Linked DNA regions of Homo sapiens: region 1 is linked to region 2. A link is an interaction called in ENCODE POLR2A ChIA-PET data of the cell type or tissue named here. Cell type or tissue: Panc1. All regions are shown on one strand. Links, peaks and the distances in the headings refer to the core of each region. The heading gives the core; the rest is flanking DNA.

Evidence for each region. Peaks named below come from ENCODE experiments on the same cell type or tissue, not always from the same donor. Only the 100,000 strongest peaks of a DNase experiment are listed, where the experiment ranks them.
Region 1: POLR2A ChIA-PET joins it to region 2 with 11 read pairs; 2 of 35 experiments call an interaction of 5 or more read pairs at or near these places.

The regions. Positions count from the first base shown.
Region 1 is chr1:150,276,321-150,287,383 of GRCh38, reverse strand. C1orf54 (chromosome 1 open reading frame 54) reads right to left here. Exons shown (of 6, transcript NM_024579.4): 4 at 10,752-10,862; 5 at 7,643-7,741; 6 at 6,468-6,549. The coding sequence ends at 7,646. CIART (circadian associated repressor of transcription) reads right to left here and starts at 4,830. Exons shown (of 5, transcript NM_144697.4): 1 at 3,751-4,830; 2 at 3,504-3,579; 3 at 2,880-2,958; 4 at 2,676-2,787; 5 at 291-954. The coding sequence starts at 4,116. The coding sequence ends at 430. It overlaps LOC124904414, which reads left to right and starts at 5,202. Exons shown (of 2, transcript XM_047438213.1): 1 at 5,202-5,723. The coding sequence starts at 5,368. RefSeq lists enhancers at 4,148-5,089, 5,446-5,525, 4,564-5,764, 5,846-5,955, 6,792-7,086. In Panc1, for the core only: a CTCF peak has its summit at 5,965 (motif pointing right); DNase peaks (open chromatin) are centred at 5,073 and 5,923; H3K4me3 peaks cover 2,787 bases; H3K27ac peaks cover 980 bases.
Region 2 is chr1:150,527,979-150,539,041 of GRCh38, reverse strand. It overlaps FALEC (focally amplified lncRNA regulator of ECM1), which reads right to left. Exons shown (of 6, transcript NR_186305.1): 4 at 6,649-6,792; 5 at 6,256-6,385; 6 at 2,254-3,375. Among named protein-coding and RNA genes, the nearest start is that of ADAMTSL4, 16 kb to the left of the region's middle. RefSeq lists enhancers at 2,507-3,706, 5,322-6,312. In Panc1, for the core only: CTCF peaks have their summits at 6,031 and 6,309; no DNase peak of the experiment used is centred there.

The DNA.
Region 1 (11,063 bases), core at 2,016-10,015, 250 kb after region 2:
CGTGTCATTGCACTCTAGCCTGGGAAACAGAGCGAGACTGCATCTCAAAACACAACAACAAAAAAACCCCATAAACCCAACTCTGAACTCTGTAACTGTTTCAAGGATGTCCCAGGAAAACAGCAGCACAGTCCCCTTCTCCTATAAGTCTTATATTGTCATCCAGACTCTAACTTGGTAGAGCTCATGTTCACAAACATCCCCATCCCTTTTCTACTTTTCTGCAGCTCAGAGGATAAGGATTGGTTTTGGAAGCAGAAAGTTTTCAATTTCCCCCAATCAGCAAACTGTTTAGGTATAAAAAAATTTCTTTAATCAGAAAGGATTTATCTTCCCTCAACACAAATGCACACATTAATAGTAAAAATACATATATACATAAATATTTACACAAATTAGAAGTCACAGTGGACAGCTGTATGCCCTGGGCTAGAGGTTGAGAAGATGAGCATCAGCAGCAACTGGAGGATGGCTTCTCTGCTGCTCCCGGTGTCCTATGGTCATCTTTCTGGCCAAGGTGGGTAGACTGGGAGGGGATAGGGTATAGCTCCAGTCTGATGGCAGAGTTACTGGCAAACTGTAGCAACGAGGACCCTCTCCAGATAGTTTCATAGGCTCACCAGGGATGACAGGAGATGCTGTAGTAGGTGGGACTGGGGTGGTTGGGGCAGAGTGGGTGAAGGGTTGCACTCCATGCTGGAGGAAAAGAATGACGCCAATGCCGGTTCCAGTGCCTAAAGGACCATGGCTAAAGGAGATAGTACCTGGGGAGCTGAGAGGGGGGTTGCAAATTGGAGTGGTGTGGATCCAGGTGAGGTTCATAGCTGGCCATTGTGTGAGGTGCCAAGGCTGCTTTGGTTTTAAAGCTAGATGTCCTAGCTGTGTCTGGTCCATCTTTTCCATAGGAGATGCAGGAGAGGAAGCAGCTGAATCACTGTGGTGGCTTGGAAAATGCTAGAGAGGGGAGAAATGAGAAAAAAAGAAATGTGGAGAAAGCATTCAGATGAGCTCCACCTGGTTACTTAAACCTTTGCATTCCTTGGGAACTCAGTTTGCAATGCAAACATACCTCGTTTTATGCAACAGATATGATCTTGCCAGGCCATGATTAAGTAAAAGTTTTGGTAACTAAATTATACTTTCATTTATTAAACAAATAAATGGCCTACTATGGACCACATACTATATTAGACACTGGATATCCAGAGATGAAGAAAAAACAAACAGTTCCATAGGTTCTCACTATTTATAAAATAATCCCTTTTAGAATTTCTTTGAAGTCTATTTTTAATTGGAATCATCATTTCCCAAATTCTGTATTTAAATTCGAATATTCTATCTTGAGTTCTTTAAGAAGTGTAAATTAATATTCAGGCAAGATCCTCCTACTGTTTTTTTAAAATTTTATATTTGAGACAGGGTCTCACTCTGTCAACGAGGCTGGCACAATCATGGCTTACTGCAGCCTCGACCTCCCAAGCTCAAGAGATCCTCCCACCTCAGCCTCCCACCCAGCCTCAGCTGGGACTACAGGTGCACGCCACCATGCCCACCTACTTTTTGTATTTTTTGTAGATAGCAGCCTTCACCATGTTGCCCAGGCTGGTCTCAAACTCCTGGGCTCAAGCAATCCTCCTGCTTTGGCCTCCCAAAGTGCTAAGATTACAGTGAGCCACTGTGCCTGGCCTACTTATTTTTTAATAGATTAGTCACAGCAATAATAACCATGGCTGATTGAAAATTAGGACTGGTGATTATCTACAGGAGACTCTCCTTCTCCGTCATTTGAATGCCCTCTACATACCCTATTATTTGAGGACAGAAAATAGGTCACTTTTTTTTTTTTTTAGATGGAGTTTCGCTCTTGTCTCCCAGGCTGGAGTGCAATGGCACGATCTCGGCTCACCGCAACCTCTGCCTCCCGGGTTCGAGCAATTCTCCTGCCTCAGCCTCCCGAGTAGCTGAGACTACAGGCGTGCGCCACCATGCCTGGCAAATTTTTGTATTTTTAGTAAAGACGGGGTTTCACCATCTTGGCCAGGCTGGTCTCGAACTCCTGACCTCATGATCCACCCGCCTTGGCCTCTCAAAGTGCTGGGATTACAGGTGTGAGCCACCGCTCCCGGCTGAAAATAGGTCACTTCTATACCAGGTCTAAGAATCTATCAACACTGCTGCTATTGGTGCCCCCCTCCCCTACTTCCAGTGAGGTACCTCTTATGACCAGTCCTTGAAACCCAGTGTAGACTCAAAAACTGTCAAAGGGTTTGGCACAAGGATACGTGGGCAGAAATGAAAAGAAGGAGAAGGGAAGGGTTTGGGGGCAGTAGGGAAAAAAGAGTTTGCAGAGAGAAGCTGAGGTGTATTCCCGCATGAATCATTTGGCCAGGTAAAAAGCCTTTTGTATCTACGCAGAAAGCAGATAAGCTGTGGCATGAGGGATAGGATTAAACTTCATGGAGTTCCTCCCAGTGATTCAAACAAAACAACAACAACAACAACAACAACAAAACATGTAGGAATCAAGACAATGCAGAAAGTTTAGGAATTTCCTTCCCTGAAAAGAAACTTGAAGAAAAGACTCAAAAGAAAATGGCAAAAGGGGCCATTTCTGCATGCACATTTCATTTTCTTGGCTATTTTCCCACCTCTTCCTCGTGTTCTTAAGTTCTTACCTTGGTCAGCTGATGCTTGCCACCACCCAATGATGACTTCTGGGCAGCTATTTGTGGAAACCAAGTCTTTAACATCCCTTCTACCTGTAGCAAGGTTCCTAGGTAACGTTCCCTGTGAAAATGACGTTGCTTTAAAAAACCAGCAACAGGATTGGAGAAATCTCCTTTTTATGAAGACCCAAGCAAAGAACCAGCGGGACTTACCCCATCTGTGGCTTCTGCAAAACACCTACAATACGCTGGATCCTGTCCATTGCCACACTCTGCTGAAAACTGCTTAATCCTGGGGACAGGGACAGAGAGAGATTAAGGATTGAGATTCAAGCATGTAGTCAGGTAAAGGAAGAACAGAAGGGGGTTAAAATTGATTGATCTAAAAAAATTAAGTCGGGCCAGGCAAGGTGGCTTACGCCTGTAATCCCAGCACTTTGGGAGGCTGAGGTGGGTGGATCACCTGAGGTCAGGAGTTTGAGACCAGCCTGGCCAACATAGCGAAACCCCATCTCTACTAAAAATAACAAAAATTAGCTGGGCATGGTGGTGGGCGCCTGTAATCCCAGCGACTGGGGAGGCTGAGGCAGGAGAATCGCTTGAACCCAGGAGGTGGAAGTTGCAGTGAGCCGAGATCGCGCCATTGCACTCCAGCCTGGGCAACAAGAGCAAAACTCCGTCTCAAAATAATAATAATAATAATAATAATAATAAAGTCATAGTAGCAAAAAAGGAGTAATATAGGCCCCAAACAAGAACTTCAGAGAAATACACGTCAAAAGAGGGAAAGAGAAAGAGAAATGAACCTAGCCCAAATGAATGCAACAATAAGATTACCTCTCTCAAAACGACCCATCTTCAGCCCATTGAGTAGGTCTGTGAGAGGAGGTATAAATCCTTGGAGTTCTTTACACTGTAGGAAAATAGGACAAAGGCTGTAAGAAGACAAAAAACTGCCCACACCAGCAGTGGCTCTTCCTTCACCTCCAAATCTGGGAGTCAATACTGTCCTCACAGGGTCCTTATCAACCAGCTGGGTGCTAAGGCACTCCAGGAGAATCTCCTTTCACCTGCTTTCTCTTACCTTCTGGGCAAACAGCAGGTCTCCCTCTGTGGTACAACCTTGGGTGTTTAGACTGGTCTCCAGTTCACCATCTCTTGATCTTTTCGCCCCAGATCCTGCCATAGGAGAAGCCGAACCCCGCTGTTTCGGATGAGATGGTGTATGCTGGTTACCGGAAACCTTCGATCGATGCCTGCAGCGGATAGGACCCGGGCTGGGCCGTGAACCTCCCCTCTGCCCAACAGTGTCTGGCCTGGGCCCATGGGCCCCCTTGTCCTCCCTCTCACTATCAGAGGGGAAGCCAAAGTCACTGTTCACTGGGGAGGTGGGAAAAGACGAAGAGAGAGAGTAGGAGGAATAGGAAGAAACGCTAGATGGAGAATCCATAGGTCCAGAAGCAGGGGCTATAGAACAGCTCCTGGAGTACCCAAAGATCGGAACCTGCAACTGAAGAGCAAAGCGAGGGAGTTTGAAACCAGAGTTTAAGGATTAGGAAATGAACTGGGAGATTGGGGTGTACTGCGTGGGATAATACTTGTTCTCCCCCTCCCCAATATTACCGGTCTCAAACACAATAGAAAAAGACATTTCTACCCCCACCCCCGCCCATTAAGAGCTTGGGATTCCCTCTCTGGCCGCCGCAGAGCAGCTCTCGGTCTGACGCGGCCTCCGTTCTTTTCTTCCCTCAGTTCAGAGTAAATACCGACTTGAAAGACACCTTCCCCTCCGCCCGTTGTTCGCCAGGGCTATTCGCCAGCCTGAGTCCGCAGCAAGCCTCTCCACCTGAGGCCATGCCACCCACAAGCAGTCAATCTGGGCACGCGAACCCACCTGGTGATCCTACGGGAACCGCCCCCATAGAGACTGGCCTCCTGCCCTCTCCCAATCTTTCAAGATCAGGATCCCTGCGCCGGTCTCTCTGGGCTCGCACCTGCCACGTGATGCAAACCCTCCCAATACCAAGATCTGCATTCAGCCCCCAAATCCACTCCCAAATACTCCCTAACAGCTCGCTTTGTCCTCCGAATCTCCTTACCTGTTGTCAGCCGGCTCAGCCCTGGCTCGGTTTCCAGCTCCTTCGCCGTCTCTCCGGGTCTATCTACCCACCTCCGCCTCTCTCAGTGGGCCCCGCCCCTTCCCCCCCCTCCCAGACACGTGCGGCCCGGCACGTGCCTCCCCCTGCTTACACAGATCTCGCGCCCTCATTGGTTGTGTCGCCGGTAACACGTGACTCTAGTTACTGAAGTCCATAGCCCATTTGCTACAGTACAAAGGGGCTCAGCCAGTAGAGAGGCAGCCAGGTGATGATTGGCTGTAAGGGAAGCATTCCGTGCTCCTCCCCTACATGCGGCTGCTGGAGAGGACCCGGTGATGAGAAAAGGAGGAGGATGGAAAAAGAGTGGAAAAGAAGGGAGGGGAGGAAAAGGGCGGAGCCCGTGGCCTTAAATAGGATGGTGATGCGCCAGAGATGCGCGGTTTGAGTGTTCAGAGATTGGTTGTGCTACTGAAGGCGGCGGACGTGGGACCCCCGGTTCCGTCTCGGGAAGTAACTCATCTGCCCCCTCTTTGAACACCTCCGCTCACGAGCGCAGCACGTGGAAACCGTCAGTGATTTGTGTCTGCAACGTGTGTGAGAGAATGGAGGTGTGTGACACGGTATATTCTCCTGCTCTCGGCGGCCCAGCCCTCGTGACTCTCCGGTCTCTGTTTCACCTCCCCCACCCCTTTCTCCTCCAAGTTGGGTGCCTCCTGCCCTGCTGGGTGAGGAGGGTGGGGATTGCAACCGAGAACACCGCGTCCTTTCTGGCTCCCGCTGGGGCGGCTCCTCCATCCCTTTTCTTACATAACCTACCACGCACGTTACCAGCTCAGATGCCAGCCCGCCACGACGCTAGAGGTCAAAACGAAACTCAGTTTTTCCTGACTTTTTTATCCAGGCTTCTCGGGCCCGGCGTCCTAAATTATCTGATTCCAAGCACGGGGAACAGAATGGGGTAGGTCCCTGATCTCCTAGGTTATGGTTTTGTCCAGCTTCAGTCCCTTCATTTGTCCGCTGGAGAAGATTCGAAAGACTTTGAAGGAGGGGAGGGAGGCAAGTCCAGAGTTTAGAGAGTCTCAGAAGTAACTGGGACGTTACTATTGTCGTTGCGCCTTGCATTTTGAGAGTACAATGGAGAGGAGAGCAGGGCCCAAGGACTGTGAGCTGGTTGAAGATAGGACGTCGGAGAGACCGCAAGGGGGCAGCCCAATTCTAATTAGGGTCCCGAGGATAGCGAATTAAAAAAAAATTTAAGTGAGTTTGTCCCTGCCATAATTACCAACTGCAAAAGGCACATTGTTGGACAGAGGTGTGGGTAGGGGTGGGTAGGTGTGAATATTTTAAGTCTATTCTAAGTAGTTTTTGATATTTTACCTTATGTTTTAACAATGTGCTTATTCTTATAAAAAGAAAAAAAGATTCTAAAACCTCAACCTCGTTTCCCCAAGCACACTGTTTCAACACCATACTTAATAAAATAAAACAAGAGAATTACCAATATGGACTGTGAATAAACCTGTTGTCTGTGGGTGCCCTTCTCCAGTCTTCTCCAAACTGCAGGTTTATTCAGTCCATAATGCCCTCTAATTCAATTGTCACCCACCTCCCCTTCCAATCTACGCTTGCTGCCTCTAAATCCTGGCGCTCTCTTTAGTTGTGACTTTAGAACAGACTCATGAAGGAGTAGATGGTAACCAGATTATTTCACTTATTATTTATTTTATCTTCCAATTTCCTCTTGCCAGACTCCCATCCAAAGAGTCATAGCAGCCTTCTTCCACCTAAAAAAGCAGAGAAAGAAAGAAAATAAAAGGAGTCAGGAGACCCGAGAAACCCCTTCATGCCCCCCACACTCTATGGAAACTCCCCAGATATTCTGAGCTGGGATTGCTCTGTGATAGCTCCTGGGAAAGATGTGTGTGTACCCCTCTCCTCCACAGTCCTTTCACCTCCTGCTGAATCTCTCTATGATCAATGGTTATTTAGCATCCCAATTTAAAAATTCTTTTCCTATAATACGGCTTTCTCTTCCCTTCTCTCCCACCGCCCTGCCATACATCAGAGAACCGCCATCCGTTCTGCCTCTGAACTTTGCCTCTTGACTCTACCAGGTTGTAAGACCCACCCACTTTGCCCTCTGGCATTCGCCATGACTTGAAACGTGGCCAGGCTGGAACTAGCTTTGATTGTTCAGACATTTTGGAAGCTTGGAGAAGTATTCCCCCAACCCCATCATCTATCTGCTCTAGGAGATCCTGAAGTCCTCTTAGTTCAGAAAAAGTAATGACTCATCACAAAAGTCTGCCTCAGCATCTCCTAAACTTCTTTAAGACTGAATAAGAAGATTTTTCTAAATGTGATCCCTCTTCTTTCATTTTACTTGTTATTTTTTGAGACAGTCTCACTGTGTTGCCCAGTGGCAACAGTACAGTGGCCAGATCATGGCTCACTGCAGCCTCCAATTCTTGGGCTTAAGGGATCCTTCCACCCCATCCCCCCCAATAGCTGGGACTGCAGGCCTGTGCTACCACACCCAACTAATTTTTATTTTTAATTTTTTTAACGTCTTGTAGAGGAGTTCTTATTTATTTATTTTTAATTTTTTTGTAGAGACAAGGTCTGTTGCTCAGCCTGGACTTAAACTATGTTGCTCAGCCTGGTCTGGAACTCCTGGGCTCAAGCGATCCTCCCACGTCACCATCCCAAAGTGCTGGGATTATAGGGATGAGCCTAAATCTCTTCCTTCAGTGGCTGATAATTGACCAGGCTGGAAACACTAACTAGAGATACTGGTAAGAATTACTTCGGTTTAGTGTGGGAAGTTAAAAAATATTATTTCACAGACTCCCCCAAAGCCAGTGGCTGCACTCTTACCTTCTACATGAAATACATCCCCACCTGAACAAAGGCACACGACAGGAGGAGGGGAATAGGACTTCGCAAACTGGACACGGCATCGTTCAGATCTGGACTCTGCTAAAATACCGACATCCCCACACAGTAGGCTGGTGTCATTCCTCCTACCACTTCTCTGTCCCCCTCCAGAAAGACTGCCACCTCTTTACAACAACCTCTGTCTTCCTTTCCTTTGGGCTTAGAGAAAGATCCATCCTTCCCCATCACTGTAAGGAGTCCTTCTGTGCCTTTCAGCTATCCCTGACCATACCAGGGAGGCCAATTCAATTCAATTGTTTCTATTTTTTATCTATTATGTGCATTATACTATACTAGTCACTGTGCTAGGTGCTATAGAAAGGGACATAAATATGAATAAGACAAGATTCCTGTCCTCAAGGAATTTACAATCTAAAGAGAGTCTACTCTATATTTTATTTATTTGTTTGTTTATTTATTATTATTTTTATATCCACCAGGCTGGAATGCAGTGGTGCAATCTCAGCTCGCTGTAACCTCTACCTCCAGGGTTCAAACAGTTCTCCTGCCTGCCTCCCAAGTAGCTGAGATTACAGGCACCCGCCACCATGCCTGGCTAATTTTTGTATTTTTAGTAGAGACACAGTTTTGCCATGTTGGCCAGGCTGGTCTCAAACTCCTGACCTCAGGTGATCCGCCCACCTCAGCTCCCAAAGTGCTGGGATTACAGGCGTGAGCCACTGCGCCCAGCCTACTGTATACTTCAAAAAGAATTAACTGCCCTTATTGTCAATCTTTCACTTCCATTCTTACTGGCTTCTTTCATCTGTGCTCAACTATATGCAGGCTGCTCTTTGGTCCTATTCCCCTTTCCAGCCGTTGCTTCTCTTTTTCATTACCAGATTTTTTAGATGGTTGGTCTGTACTCACCTCCCTTTCCTCATAATGTACTCACTCTTTAACTCCACAAAAATCTAGCTTTTCTCCAAGCACTCAGTTAAAACTACTTTCTTGAGAGTTACAAGTGACCTCCTCCTCCTTGGCCTCTTGGTAGCTTTTGATGGATTATATTAAACTTTCTCTTCTAGACTCTATAATACAAACTTGGCTATCTGCCTACTTCTCCAGTCAAATCCTTCTCCATTCCATTCATTAATTTCTCTTCCTCCCACTCACTACAGGCACAGTCACTGGCCTTCTGAGCTTGTGTGTACTGGCTCTGTTGAGCTCATTTACTTTCATATCTGTGACTTTGCACTTAGAACTCTAGCCCTGATCTAGTTCAGTGACCTTTAGGACACCCTCATAGGGCTGTCACCATAAACTCAGCTTGGCCATTACCAAATTAATAACTTCTGTCCTAAACCACTCTGGCCTCCCATAGTTCCCACTTTGGTCAACCATTTTCCCAGACATCCATGTTTAAAACCCATGAGTTATTTTAACTCACTCCTCATTTATACTTCATATAAAATTATCACTCAAGCAAGGTATTTTCTTCATAATATTTATTTTTCTCCTCTCCATTCATAATGCCAGAGTACAGATTGTTTCTGGAACAACGCAAATCTCATGAGTTGCTTTCCACTAAATTATTTACATCCTGCATACAACCTGAAGAGTGGTTTTTCTTTTTCTTTTTTTGAGATGGAGTTTCACTCTTGTTTCCCAGGCTGGAGTGCAATAGCGCGATTTCGGCTCACTGCAACCTCCGCCTCCCAGGTTCAAGCGATTCTCCTGCCTCAGCCTCCCAGGTAGCTGGGATTACAGGCATGTGCCACCACACCCAGCTAATTCTGTATTTTTACTATAGACAGGGTTTCTCCATGTTGGTCAGGCTGGTCTCGAACTCCCGACTTCAGGTGATCAGCTCACTTCAGCCTCCCAAAGTGCTGAGATTACAGTCGTGAGCCACCACACCTGGCCGGTTTTTCTAAAATATCACTTTTCATCGTGTTTTTACCATAATGAAGAACTTACTAGGCTCCTTGTTGATTATGAGTCCAGACTTCAGCCTGACACCTGAGACTCTCTGAAATTTGCCCCTATGTTGCCACATGTGAAATTACTAAGCAAGTATTAGGAGCCTTGTAAATTTTATATTTTTCTTAATTCCCACTGTTCCCTTCCATATACCCTCTCCTTCAATCATACCCTATTTGCTAAACATATTATGCTTGTTCTATTCCCCCCTCCTGTGCAGCTCTTTCACTCTTTTTTTTTTTTTTTTTTTTTTTTTAGTATAGAGTCTCACTCTGTCGCCCAGGCTGGAGTAGAGTGGCGTGATCTCGGCTCACTGCAACCTCTGCCTCCCGGGTTCAAGTGATTCTCATGCCTCAGCTTCCCAAGTAGCTGGGATTACAGGCACGCACCACCACGCCTGGCTAACTTTTGTATTTTTAGTAGAGATGGGGTTTCCACCATGTTGGCCATTGAACTAGCCTTGAACTGCTGACCTCAAGTGATCCGACCACCTTGGCCTCCCCAAAGTGCTGGGATTACAGGCATAAGCCGCCATACCTGGCCTCTTTCACTCTTGGAATAACTATTCTTCCTCCTAATTGCTTCTGTCCTTCCATAACTACCCACCAATCAAAAGCTCATCTATTCTTCAGGGTGTATCTCAAGCACAAATGCCTCTTGAAAGCTTTTCAGACAACTCTAGCCTGTACTAATCTCTCTTCTTACATTGGCTAAAGCACTGCCAGTATCTTCTGCTTTCAAATTTATATATAATTTAACATCATAACATACCTTTTCATTTTGTTCTAAGTGTTTCGTAAACTTGAATTTTATAAATCCTTGAGGACAGTAACATAGATTTCTTTTTTATCAGCATCAGTTACCTTAGCAGCCTTAGGCATAGATTACATACCTATTGAATACTACTGAACTGAAATTTAACTGTACCATATCTTCCCAGTGTTCTGTAAACAGGGTTAGTATTAAATCTTAGTGAAACATGGCCAAGTTGAGATGAATACCTGCAATGAAGTACTAATTATTTGGTTCTCCCATCCACCAAAGCCTGGTATTCCAGCCCTCTATGTATTCCACGTCACTAGGGATGTCCTGTCTCCCCCCAGCCCCCAATCCCCAATCAACTCACAGGTTCCGTTGTTACTGGTTTCACAGTTACAGGCTTCGGATGGTCTGCACGTGCTGTTTCAAGACTAATGGTAGTCTCTATTGCTTCTGTTATGTCCTTATCCAACCTGTTCTACCCTCAGTAGGATTTGGGAAACACAGAGTTATCAGTTTTTCCATCCAACATCTTCATAGATTCTCTACTTAAAGTTCTCCCCTTCACCACCTCCACCCAGCCCAAAGACTTAAGCTCAGGGATTCCCCCCTACCCTATGCTTGCATAGATTTGTACCCATCTCATTCAAAAGTCCCTTGATGCCCCTCCTCAGTGTCT
Region 2 (11,063 bases), core at 1,747-9,746:
AGGCTCCTTGTGCTTGGGGGTTCTGGACAGAATGTGAGGTGGTTGTGAGGGCAAATGATCTGGGAAGAGGGGTGAGACCACAGAGGAAGGATAGGCGCTGCCTAGTGGTTGGGGGGCCAGGCCTGAGGACTCAAGGCATTTTGAGAAAACAGAGCATCCTATTGTTTTGTTCTGGAGTCTGGAATCACACTACTGTCCTGACCCCATGGCACTGCACCCAATTCCCAGGACAATTGTAGATGCTGAATTAAGAGCAAGAAATAGTACATTTTGTCTCAAATAAGGAAGGTGAGAGAAACCCAGTTTCCTTCCCCAAAGAGGCTCCTCCGAGAACATAAACATCCAACCATGATGGCCCCAAATTGCAATCTGTCGCCCCAGTCCAAAAGTAAATGAAGAATTTTTTTCCAGCAGAGCAGAGCCTTACAGAGAGGTGAGCTCTGGGGGTGAGAAGGGCCCTAGTCATACTTTGAGGAGGGCCTGTCTCTCTCTGTCAAGAGCAGGGCACAGGGTTGGAGGTGGGGCGGGCGGGTGCAAGACCCTGAGCGAGCTGTTTCCCTCCAGACAGGGCCTCCCCCTCCAGGGTGCTATCCCGGCCTGGGTCGGGTCAAGGATCCAACCCCAGGACTGCCTTGAGGAAGGGGCCATGAGCATTTTCCCCAAAGGAATCTTGTTCTTGTGCCTAGAAGTTTTCCTTGAATTTCCAGAGAAAGCCAATTTGGTATCAAATTAATCTTGACACATTGGGCTGAAGGCCTGAGAAAGGCAGACATAAAAGGGTAGGAACAAGGGACAAAACTGTAACTGCAGCCAGGGAGGCAGGCAGGGCGGCCAGAGGAGAGGCAGGAATTTCATACGTACCAAGGACTTGAAGTCAGAGGCAGGAGAGCCCGGGCCTGCTGGGAAGGAAATGCAAGTTGAGGCAGGAGGTGCTCACCCCTCCCACCACAGGCCCAGCTCATCTCAGTGGACAAAGGGTGGACGGGAAGGTGTGTATCTGCTTTTTGTTTTGTTTTTTTTTTTTTGAGATGGAGTCTCGCTCTGTTGCCCAGGCTGGAGTGTGGTGGCATGATCTCAGCTCACTGCAACCTCCGCCTCCTGGGTTCAAGTGATTTTCCTGCCTCAGAAAGGCCTCCCGTCCCTGCTCACAGCGCCCCCTGTCCCGTCAGCTTCAGGATCTGGCCCTGGCCCCTTGCTCAGCCGCAAAGCCTGTGCCCTCCGGCCTCCACTGCCTCTCCAGCTTCAGCCCCTCTGCCCAGGGCCACCCTCCCTCCCCTGCCCTCTGTGGAGAGACAGCTCAGTCTCACTCTGAGGAGCCTGTTGCCTCTTGGGAGGGCCCCTGCCCCACCGCTCTCCCAGCCCAAACCCTCTGGGCAGCTCTATCCTCCCCAAAGAGTCTCTCACTTTAGTGTGCCTAACAATTGCCTGGGAGGTTATGAAAATAAAGGTGCCTGGTCCCCTCCTCTGGGTGGTCCTGTTCATGAGCTCCACAGGGGTTCTTCTTTATTTTTTGGGACAGGGTGTCTGTCACCCAGGCTGGAGTGCGGTGGCATGACCTCAGCTCACTGCAGCCTGGATCTCCTGGGCTCAAGCGATCCTCCCGCCTTGGCCTCCCAAAGTGCTGGGATTACAGTTGTGAGTCACTGTGCCCAGCCTCCACAGGGGCTCTTATACACACCCAGTATGAGATCTGCCCCGTTTGTTGGAAAGTTTGCCTGTGAACCAGGTATGAGCTAATTGGGGCCCTCAAACAGAAGTATGCAGGGACCATATGTTAATTGATTTCTCAATAACAGCCTGTTTCTGTTTCCAGTGCCCATTTCCCTGGGGTAAAGGAACTTAATTGTGAATTTAGGGGATCCCCACCTTCACCTGCAGGCTCTCCAGTGCTATCGTGGCAAGATGGTGTTGGTGATGATGGTGCTTCCTCATTGGGGAAAAGCTGGGGCAAGGGCCACTGCCTCTCATTGCTCTGGCCTTGATGTAGCCAGGCTCACATCTCAGGGAGAGACGTAGGGAGGCAACACACGTCCCATGCAAGTCTGAGAACGGGTCAGCCTGTGGCAGCGCTGGAGGACCCCAGCAGAAGGAAGAGTCGTGAAGGGGTCCACGCATTTTATCTAAAGCTGAAGGCCTCTCCCCAGATCTGCTGTTCTCCAGACTCCTCACCTCCTGCTGCTGGGCCTGTTCTTCAAAATCCTAAAGTCATCTTCACTCCTTTCTACCCTGATTCTAAAGTAGTAAGGAACTTTGTTACTTGTTTATTTATTTATTGCCCAGGCTGAAGTGCAGTGGTGTGATCACAGCTCACTGCAGCCTCGACCTCCCAGGTTCAAAATATCCTCCCCACTCAGCCTCCTGAGTAGCTGGAACCACAGGTCCTGCCACCATGTCCAGCTAATATTTTTAATTTTTTGTAGAGACAAGGTTCTTCCTGTGTTCCCCAGGCTGGTCTTGAGGGAGCTCCAGTGATCCTTCTGCATCAGCCTCCCAAAGTATTGTGAAGATAGGCGTGAGCCACTGCACCTGGCCCTAGGAACTTTAGAAACCGTCTTGCCCAGTCCCTTCATTTTACAGGTGAAGAAACTGTGCCTCGGAAGAAGGGTGACTTGCCTTGGGTTTACAGACAAACACAGGGTTAGATTCCAGGTCCTCACAGGTGTCAAGTCTTGGCCTTTTAACCCAAAGACTTCCTTCTTTCTCCACATATTTATGTGTCCACCTCCATTCTATGGCCACCACCTGCCTGAGCTGTCCTTGCTCTTACATGGATGACAGTGATCAATGCAAAACTGTGACACTTTGCTCATGGCATCCCAGGAATGCCTTCTCCTTCCCATCCCTCATCTCCTGCTCATTCTTCAAGTGACTCAAATGCCACCTCTTCCAAGAAGCACATACTGGCCCGATGTGACCTCTGCCCTTCCAGCTTCATTCAGCACTTGGAATCCACACAGCTCATGCCATGGTGTTACCACAGATAGGCTGCGTCCTTATGTTATTAACTTTTCAGTACTGAGATTAGAAATTCCGAAGAGCAGGGCTTGCCTTACATATCTTGGTTTCCCCACAGGGCCTGGCATGGAGGACTGTGTGATGAAATTGCAGTCACTGATTATGTGGTGGCTGCTTCTCAGCCCCTTGCTATGTGCTCTAAGCCCCAGGTGCAGAACCAGTCATCAGGATGTGGACTTTCGTTCTCCAGTTGCTGGACCGAAGGTAGGATTCCATTCAGTGCCAGACTCTGGGGCCCTTTTGTGGATCACTCTGTTTTTGTTTACGAGCAGCTCCAGGCAGAGCGTTTACAGGCTGCCTCGGCTCCCTGGCCAACTGGCTGTGTGGAGGGGGCCATGGACCATGCCAAGCGTCAGGGTTCTGTGGAGTTTAAATGAAAAGATGCACATAAAGCCCGTAACTGAACAGTGCCTGGCCCACCATAAGTCCCACACACATATTGGCTATTTGTATTACTATTTAATTTAGAGTTAGAAGATTTGAGCCTGGGCGCGGTGGCTCACGCGTGTAATCCCAGCAATTTGGGAGGCCAAGGCTGGCAAATCGCATGAGCTCACGAGTTCGAGATCAGCCTGACCAACATGGTGAAACTCTGTCTCCACTAAAAATACAAAAATTAGCCAGGCGTGGTGGCGGGCGCCTGTAATCCCAGCTACTTGGGAGGCTGAGGCAGGAGAATTGCTTGAACCTGGGAGGCGGAGGTTGCAGTGAGCTGAGATTGCGCCACCGCACTCCAGCCTGGATAACAGAGTGAGACTCGGTCTCAAAAAGAAAAAAAAATCAAGTTAGAAGATTTGGCATAAAAATACTGTTTGTCAACACAAGTTTGGGTGACTGTGCTCTTATCCCTCAGAGGAAGCCATTTCGAAGGCCTCAGGAGGAAGCTATGCAACAGTCCCAATTGTTCTCAAGCAGAGGAGAGCAGCACTTTGGTTTACCCAAGTGCTGGCCCAGGAGGCCCTCAGCCGCTTTGCATCCTGCCAGGGACCTGTCATCACCAGTCAACTCTGTTCCCCGGCTCGTGGACCCAGATTACTGGGGATCTGAACACCAGGAGGGGCTGGCTGATTGCTGAGAACAGGTGGGTCCTGAAGGCCAGGCCAGAGCCTATTTGTGGGGAGGCAAAGTCAATTCCAGCCAAGATTCTGGAGAGAGTTAGAGAGGACATTTTTTTTTTTTTTTTTTTGAGACAGAGTCTTGCTCTGTTGCCAGGCTGGAGTGCAGTGGCATGATCTCAGCTCACTGCAACCTCCAACTCCCTGGTTCAAGCGATTCTCCTGCCTCAGCCTCCTGAGTAGCTGGGATTACAGCCACGCGCCACCACACCCAGCAAATTTTTGTATTTTTAGTACAGACGGGGTTTCACCATGTTGGCCAGGATGGTCTCGATTTCCTGACCTCATGATCCGCCCACCTTGGCCTCCCAAAGTGCTGGGATTACAGGCTTGAGCCACTGTGCCAGGCTAGAGAGCACATTTCTATCTCAGCCTCCATCTCCTGAGTGGGGGCTGGGGGGGCACAGATACCAGGCATAGTGAGGTGAACTTTGACTGAAAGCAAAATGACCAACCAAGACTTTGGGACTGAACCCTTCATAAGAACTCAGGTCTGAGCAAAGCGATCCTGTTGGGGCCAGCCAGGTGCCTCTTTCTATGAAGGTGCGGGGCTCAGAAGAGCTTGGGGCATGCTCAGAGGACGACAGCGGCTTCAGTGGCCTGGACAAAGGGCATCCCTCTCCAGGGAGTCTCTTGCAGAGCAGTGCAGCCCACACCTGCAGGGCAGCTGCAGCCTCCTTGGGCTCAGGGGAGGTGCCGCCCTCCTGCACCCCACCTCTCCAGGACCAGCTCCTCAGAGTTGAGGCATGTGAGCACAGGTTAGGGGTGGGGTGGGGCCACCTGGGTTAGGATCTGACCCTGGGTTTGTCACTGCCCCACCCTGGCCCAGAAGGCTGAGTTAAGGATGGGAAGGGCCTCCCTGCAGGTTCCTGCCATGCCGAGACTTCAGCACCTTTCTCCCCACGCCATCCTTGTCCACAGTGTTAGTCCTTTACGCCAGATTTTAAAAACAGGTAAAGCACACACAGGATCCACGACACGTCTCCTTCTTCCAGCCTCCCTCTCTCCTCCTCCAAGGCCACATCTGAACATCCTTATTAAAATACCCCATGCATATGGAAGCACAGGTGTCATTATTCACCTTTTTCTATCTTTTTTGGTCACAGAGACTCTGCTGAGAGGCTGATAAAAGCTCTGGGTTCTTAGTGCTTAGGAGTTAGAATCTGAAAAAAACAGGCTGGGCACGGTGGCTCATGCCTGTAATCCCAACACTTTGGGAAGATGAGGCTGGTGGATCACCTGAGGTCAGGAGTTTGAGACCAGCCTGGCCAACATGGCGAAACCTCATCTCTACTAAAAATACAAAAATTAGCCGGGTGTTGTGGCACACCACCTGTAGTCCCAGCTACTCAAGAGGCTAAGGTAGGAGAATCACTTGAACCTGGGAGGCGGAGGTTGCAGTGAGCAGAGATTGCACCACTGCACTCCAGCCTGGGCAACAGAGTGAGACTCCATCTCAAAAAAAAAAAAAAAAAAAAAAAGCTCTGGTTCTCTTCCTAAGATAGGTATACACAAAAAACATTTAGCATAGAGTTTCGGAGTTTCCACACTCGATGTGGCCCATCTTGCCCTACTCAGCAAGGGGTTCAGTTGTGGCTTACAGCAGTGAGGCTGATCTATACTCCATCCCCTCAAGGCCGTCCCTCAACACCCACGGGTGCCCTCTGCTGCAATCCTGACAGGAGCTTGGCAAAGCAGCTCTTCTAAGGCCCTGAAAAAACGGCTGAGGCAGGCTAGCCATTCAGTGCCTTTTTGAATAAAATGAAATCTAAACTCTTGACATGGCCAAGAAGGCCCTTCATGCCTGGCCAGGCGTGAGCCTCCTCCCTGGCCTCATCCCAACGCTATTACTGCTACTCTGGCCACACTGGCCTCTCTGTTCTTTATTGGACATGTCAATCCTGGGCCACCTCAGGGTCTTTGCCGAAGCTGTTCCCCATGCCTGGAAAAGCTCTTCCTCTCTAGTTGCACTGCTGGCTCCTGGCTGCTAGGGTGTCAGCACAGATACCTTCCTCCAAGAAGCAGCATTAGAAAGGGGCATGTGTCCCCACCCCCCAGCACCCTTTTTCTCTGTTGCACCATCTTAGTTTATTTTGCTCAGGGCACTTGCCACTTCTGAAATTACCTTTTTTTTTTTTCCTTAGTCAGTCACTGTTTGTCTTCACCGTTAGGGGGCGAGCTCCACGAAGTCAGTGGCCTTGCCTGTCATCTCCCAGAACAGGGCCTGGCGCACACACTATGCACTCAGTGAATATCTGTGGAATGAAAAAAGGATCATAGTGGAGGTGAGATAAGAATCTTGACTCAATTCTCTGTCCCACCAAGGCGGGTGCTGGCAACCCCTGGCCCCCATTCTAGGCAAAGTTCCTGCCTTTCCCTCATGTCTCTATTGCCGGCCGGCCTGCTCTTTTCCCAGATCTCTGGAGCCACTCCCTCCCAACCAGCATCTAACAAAAACTCTTTTGTGATTTTATGCCTGGGGTATTTCATCTGAGTCAATTGGCTTCTCCAGCCTTACCTCAGCTGAGTCCAAAGGTCTGATCAGTGTTTCCAGTGTAACAGCCAACTCTGTGGTCCCAGGGCTCAGAGCTCCACTCCAGGGGAACGAGGGAACTGACAGAGGACGGTCCAGCCTCTGCTCCCTGCGCTTTCGTTCCTGGGTCTTGTGGAAATAAAGGAAAACCAACTTTAAAAAAGCAAAGGCTGGCCGGGTGCGGTGGCTCATGCCTGTAATCCCAGCACTTTGGGAGGCCGAGGCAGGTGGATCAGGAGGTCAGGAGATCAAGACCATCCTGGCTAACATGGTGAAACCCTGTCTCTACTAAAAATACAAAAAAATTAGCTGGGCGTGGTGGTGGGCACCTGTAGTCCCAGCTACTCGGGAGGCTGAGAGGCAGGAGAATGGCGTGAACCCGGGAGGCGGAGCTTGCAGTGAGCCAAGATCGTGCCACTGCACTCCAGCCTGGGCGACAGAGCAAGGGTGTCAGCCATCTGCACTTGCATTTTGACGGAGCTTCGAAGGCAGGCAGAGGAGTGGGACACCTTTATAGCTGAGGAAAGTGAAGGCTTCAGGTGTGCCCTGATTGGAGGCTGTTGGTGTGGGGAAGCTGCCCGTGCATGGGCTAACTAGAAGCAGGGCATCCTGTGTGCTTGGTTAGGGGTGCATTTTTGGCTTTCCCTGGTTGGTCCTAAAGTGAGGACAAAATTAAGGAAACTGTCAGTTACTAATCAAATTCTGGCCATTTGGGGCTGATTGTTACAGACATTATTGGTTATTGTTTAGCTTCCTGGATTGTCACTAGAGATAGCAATCTGGCTTCTTGCAGGCCTGATTTAGAGCAGGAAGACCTCCCAGGTTAATTGTTGCAGATAATGAGTTAGTTTCCCCAGCAAGTGACCGCAGGCTGTGGGTGAGAGTTGTATTTTTTTTTTTCTTGAGATGGAGTTTTGCTCTTGTTGCCCAGGCTGGAGTGCAGTGGCGAGATCCCGGCTCACGGCAACCTCCGCCTCCCAGGTTCAAGCAATTCTCCTGCCTCAGCCTCCAGAGTAGCTGGGATTACAGGCTAATTTTATATTTTTAGTAGAGACGGGATTTCTCCATGTTGGTCAGGCTGGTCTCTAACTCCCGACCTCGGATGATCCGCCCACCTCGGCCTCCCAAAGTGCTGGGATTACAGGCATGAGCCACTGTGCCCAGCCTAGAGTTGTATTTTAATATATGGTCTGGCCATTGTTCATTTGTATAATCAGTTTCTTAGTGTACAGATCAGTCATTTGGGGATTCTTTCTCCCTTCCCTTAGATGTGTGAATGCCTTGGAATAGTGGAATCATTGAGTATTTCATTTCCTTTGTTCAAGAGCTCTCTACCAAAGGTATTCTCTGTGCAAAGATGGTGACAGATGTGGTAAAAAGAACAGGATGGGGCCAGGCCTGTCCCCAGAGGCTGCAGTGCAGTTAGGGAACTGAGGTGTGTTGTTCCTGAGAACTGCATATGCCACATGACTGGCTCAGAACAGGGGCTTCTGATGAGAGGAATTAGGAAGGCGTTATGGACAGTGTGGTTTCTGGAGTTCCGCTTTGAACCAAAAGCTGGATATCTATAGATGGAAATTGGGAAGGGAAGGGCGAGGGCACTCTTGGAAGGGAATACTCTGAGGAAGGGCGCGGGTGTTGCGGGCCTCCGTTTGGTCACTCGCTCTCTTCTGTGCTCAGTGCTTCGGCCCGTAGAGCCACTGGACACTGGAGACAGTGTGAAGGTGCCTGCTGGGTTGTGACGGCTTCAGTGCGGGGCAAGGCCTGGTGGGAAGAGCCTTTCTTATCAAGATGAGGAGCCTGAATTTGGGCCCTGGGCAGTAAAAATCGCAATAATAACCAGCACTTAGTGAGCACCGGCCTCAGAGAGTCCCTGCAAACCATGAGGCAGTTACTGTTATCATCTCCATTTTACAGATAAGGAAACTGAGGCAGTGATTAAGGAACCTGCATGGGACCACACAGTATCAGAGGGGAGAGAATGATCAGATGTTGTGCTTAGCAAAAAAATTGTCTGTAACTGTGCTCCCCCAGCTGCTGCCTCCCGATTCAAAGTCTTTGTTCTTAAATGTGCGTCCTATTAGTAAGTACCCAGCCGTTACTAAGTACCCAGCATGGCCTCAGCATTTGCATGTATTATCTAACTTAATCTTCACAGCCCTCTGAAATAAGGAACTGGGATTATCATTCCCATTTTACAGAAGAGAAAACTGAGGAGCTAAGTAGCTTCCCTGAGGTGGTGCAGTCCAGGCCCCTGCACATCTACCTCTGTGCCACACTGCCCCTTGTCAATAGGCAGGGATGTAACTGCCCATCAGTCAGGCCCTGATCCACAGCAGTGGATCCAAGAGCTGACCCAAGTTAGGGGCTCTTGTCTTTCTGGATCACCCTTTAAAGAATTTGATGTAAGCTACAGATACTCGCCCCAGAAAAATGCACACACACAGACACACCGCATTTTGCATACTTTAAGAAATTCACAGGCTGGGCGCGGTGGCTCACCCCTGTAATCCCAGCACTTTGGGAGGCTGAGGTGGGCGGATCATGAGGTCAGGAGATCGAGACCATCCTGGCCAACATGGGAAAACCCCGTCTCTACTAAAAATACAAAAAATTAGCCGGGCGTGGTGGCAGGCGCCTGTAGTCCCAGCTACTCGGGAGACTGAGGCAGGAGAATGGCGTGAACCCGGGAGGCGGAGCTTGCAGTGAGCCGAGATGGCGCCACTGCACTCCAGCCTGGGTGACAGAGCGAGACTCCACCTCAAAAAAAAAAAAAAATCACAGATCCCCACAAATCTTTCCATGGGCCCTGCTAGGCAAGCAGGCCATAGGGGAAGACGTTTGGGGTAAATGCTTCAGCCTTTTTGGCTCCAGTCTAGGGCCAAAGGGCAAGCCTTTGAGTTCTACAAGGTTTCATTTTGGGGACAAGGAAAACAAAATTCCACATCTATTTTCATTTACTTCATCTGAGAAAGGAACAAAAGGCAGCAGCCTGCCCACCAAGCCCCCATTTTGGGGCTGACCTAATTACCCAGCTTCTCTCCCACACTCAGATGGCTGAACGCTGCTGGAGGAAATCTTCTAATTCTGCTGGTTTCTGCCAATGCACACGTATGGTTTCTAATCCCAGCTGGGCCTTTAACACTACTTGGCAGCTCTTACTGTACCAGATAAACACTCACACCCCGTTCCCACAATGGTCATTCCAACCCTTCTTTAATGATTCATTAAGCTTTAAAGTTTCCATGTGATAGCAGAAGCCCAGCTGCACATATTTCAATTCACACCTTTCACGGATTTATCCTGCTTCTCCCTCCACCTGTGCTCTAGATCCTTTGATTTTTTTTTTTTTTTTTTTTTTTGCTATTTATTTAGTGGCTCCTGTGCCTGTCATTGGGCTAGGCTCTGGGATGCCTGTCATAGTCTCTGCTCTGGTGGAGCAAATAGCCCTGAGACAAAGACCATCATTCAATAAATATTAATAATTACAAGTGCCAGGCGCAGTGGCTCACGCCTGTAATCCCAGCACTTTGGGAGGCCGAAGCAGACGGATCAAGAGGTCAGGAGATTGAGACCATCCTGGCTAACATGGTGAAATCCCATCTGTACTAAAAATACGAAAGAAAATTAGCTGGGCGTGGTGGTGGGCACCTGTAGTCCCAGTTACTACTCGGGAGGCTGAGGCAGGAGAATGGCGTGAACCTGGGAGGCGGAGCTTGCAGTGAACCGAGATTGCACCACTGCACTCCAGCCTGGGCGACAGAGTGAGACTCCATCTCAAAAAAAAAAAAAAAATTAATAGTAATAATAATTACAAGTGTGATGAGGACCACTCAGGGACAGTGGGGAGTGTTACAGAATGTGTTGATCTGGGGGTTTCAGGAAGGTCTCCCTGAGGAATGACATTTAAAGCTGAGACTTCAGGGATGACATGTCGGCTAGGAATGCTTTGGCCTACACATAACAGAAAACCTGACTAACAGCAAAACCATAAGGATGTTGACTGTTTCCTCAAGAAGCCCAGAAGCAAAAAGTTCCAAAGTTTTTAAGAGGCTTCACAATATCAAGAAGCAGGAGTTGACATCTTTGCAATTTTCTTCACTTCTCTCTCAGTTATAAGATGTTGCCACAGAATCAACTGTGCCTTCCTTATATAACATCATCCCAATGCAAAAAAAAAGAGAAAGGGCTCTGGTTCCTCAACAGCTCTCTTTTATAAGGGCACAAAAATTCATCCACAAGTTCCCTGGAGTCTTCCTCTTGTGTCTTTTTGGTGAAACCTGGGTCATATGCCCACCCCGGATAGGCGAAGAGGAAGAGGGTTACCATGATTGACTTAGACCAATCATGATTTCTTCCATAATACAGCGAGGACCCCACCTTCCCTGAAAATATTTGCT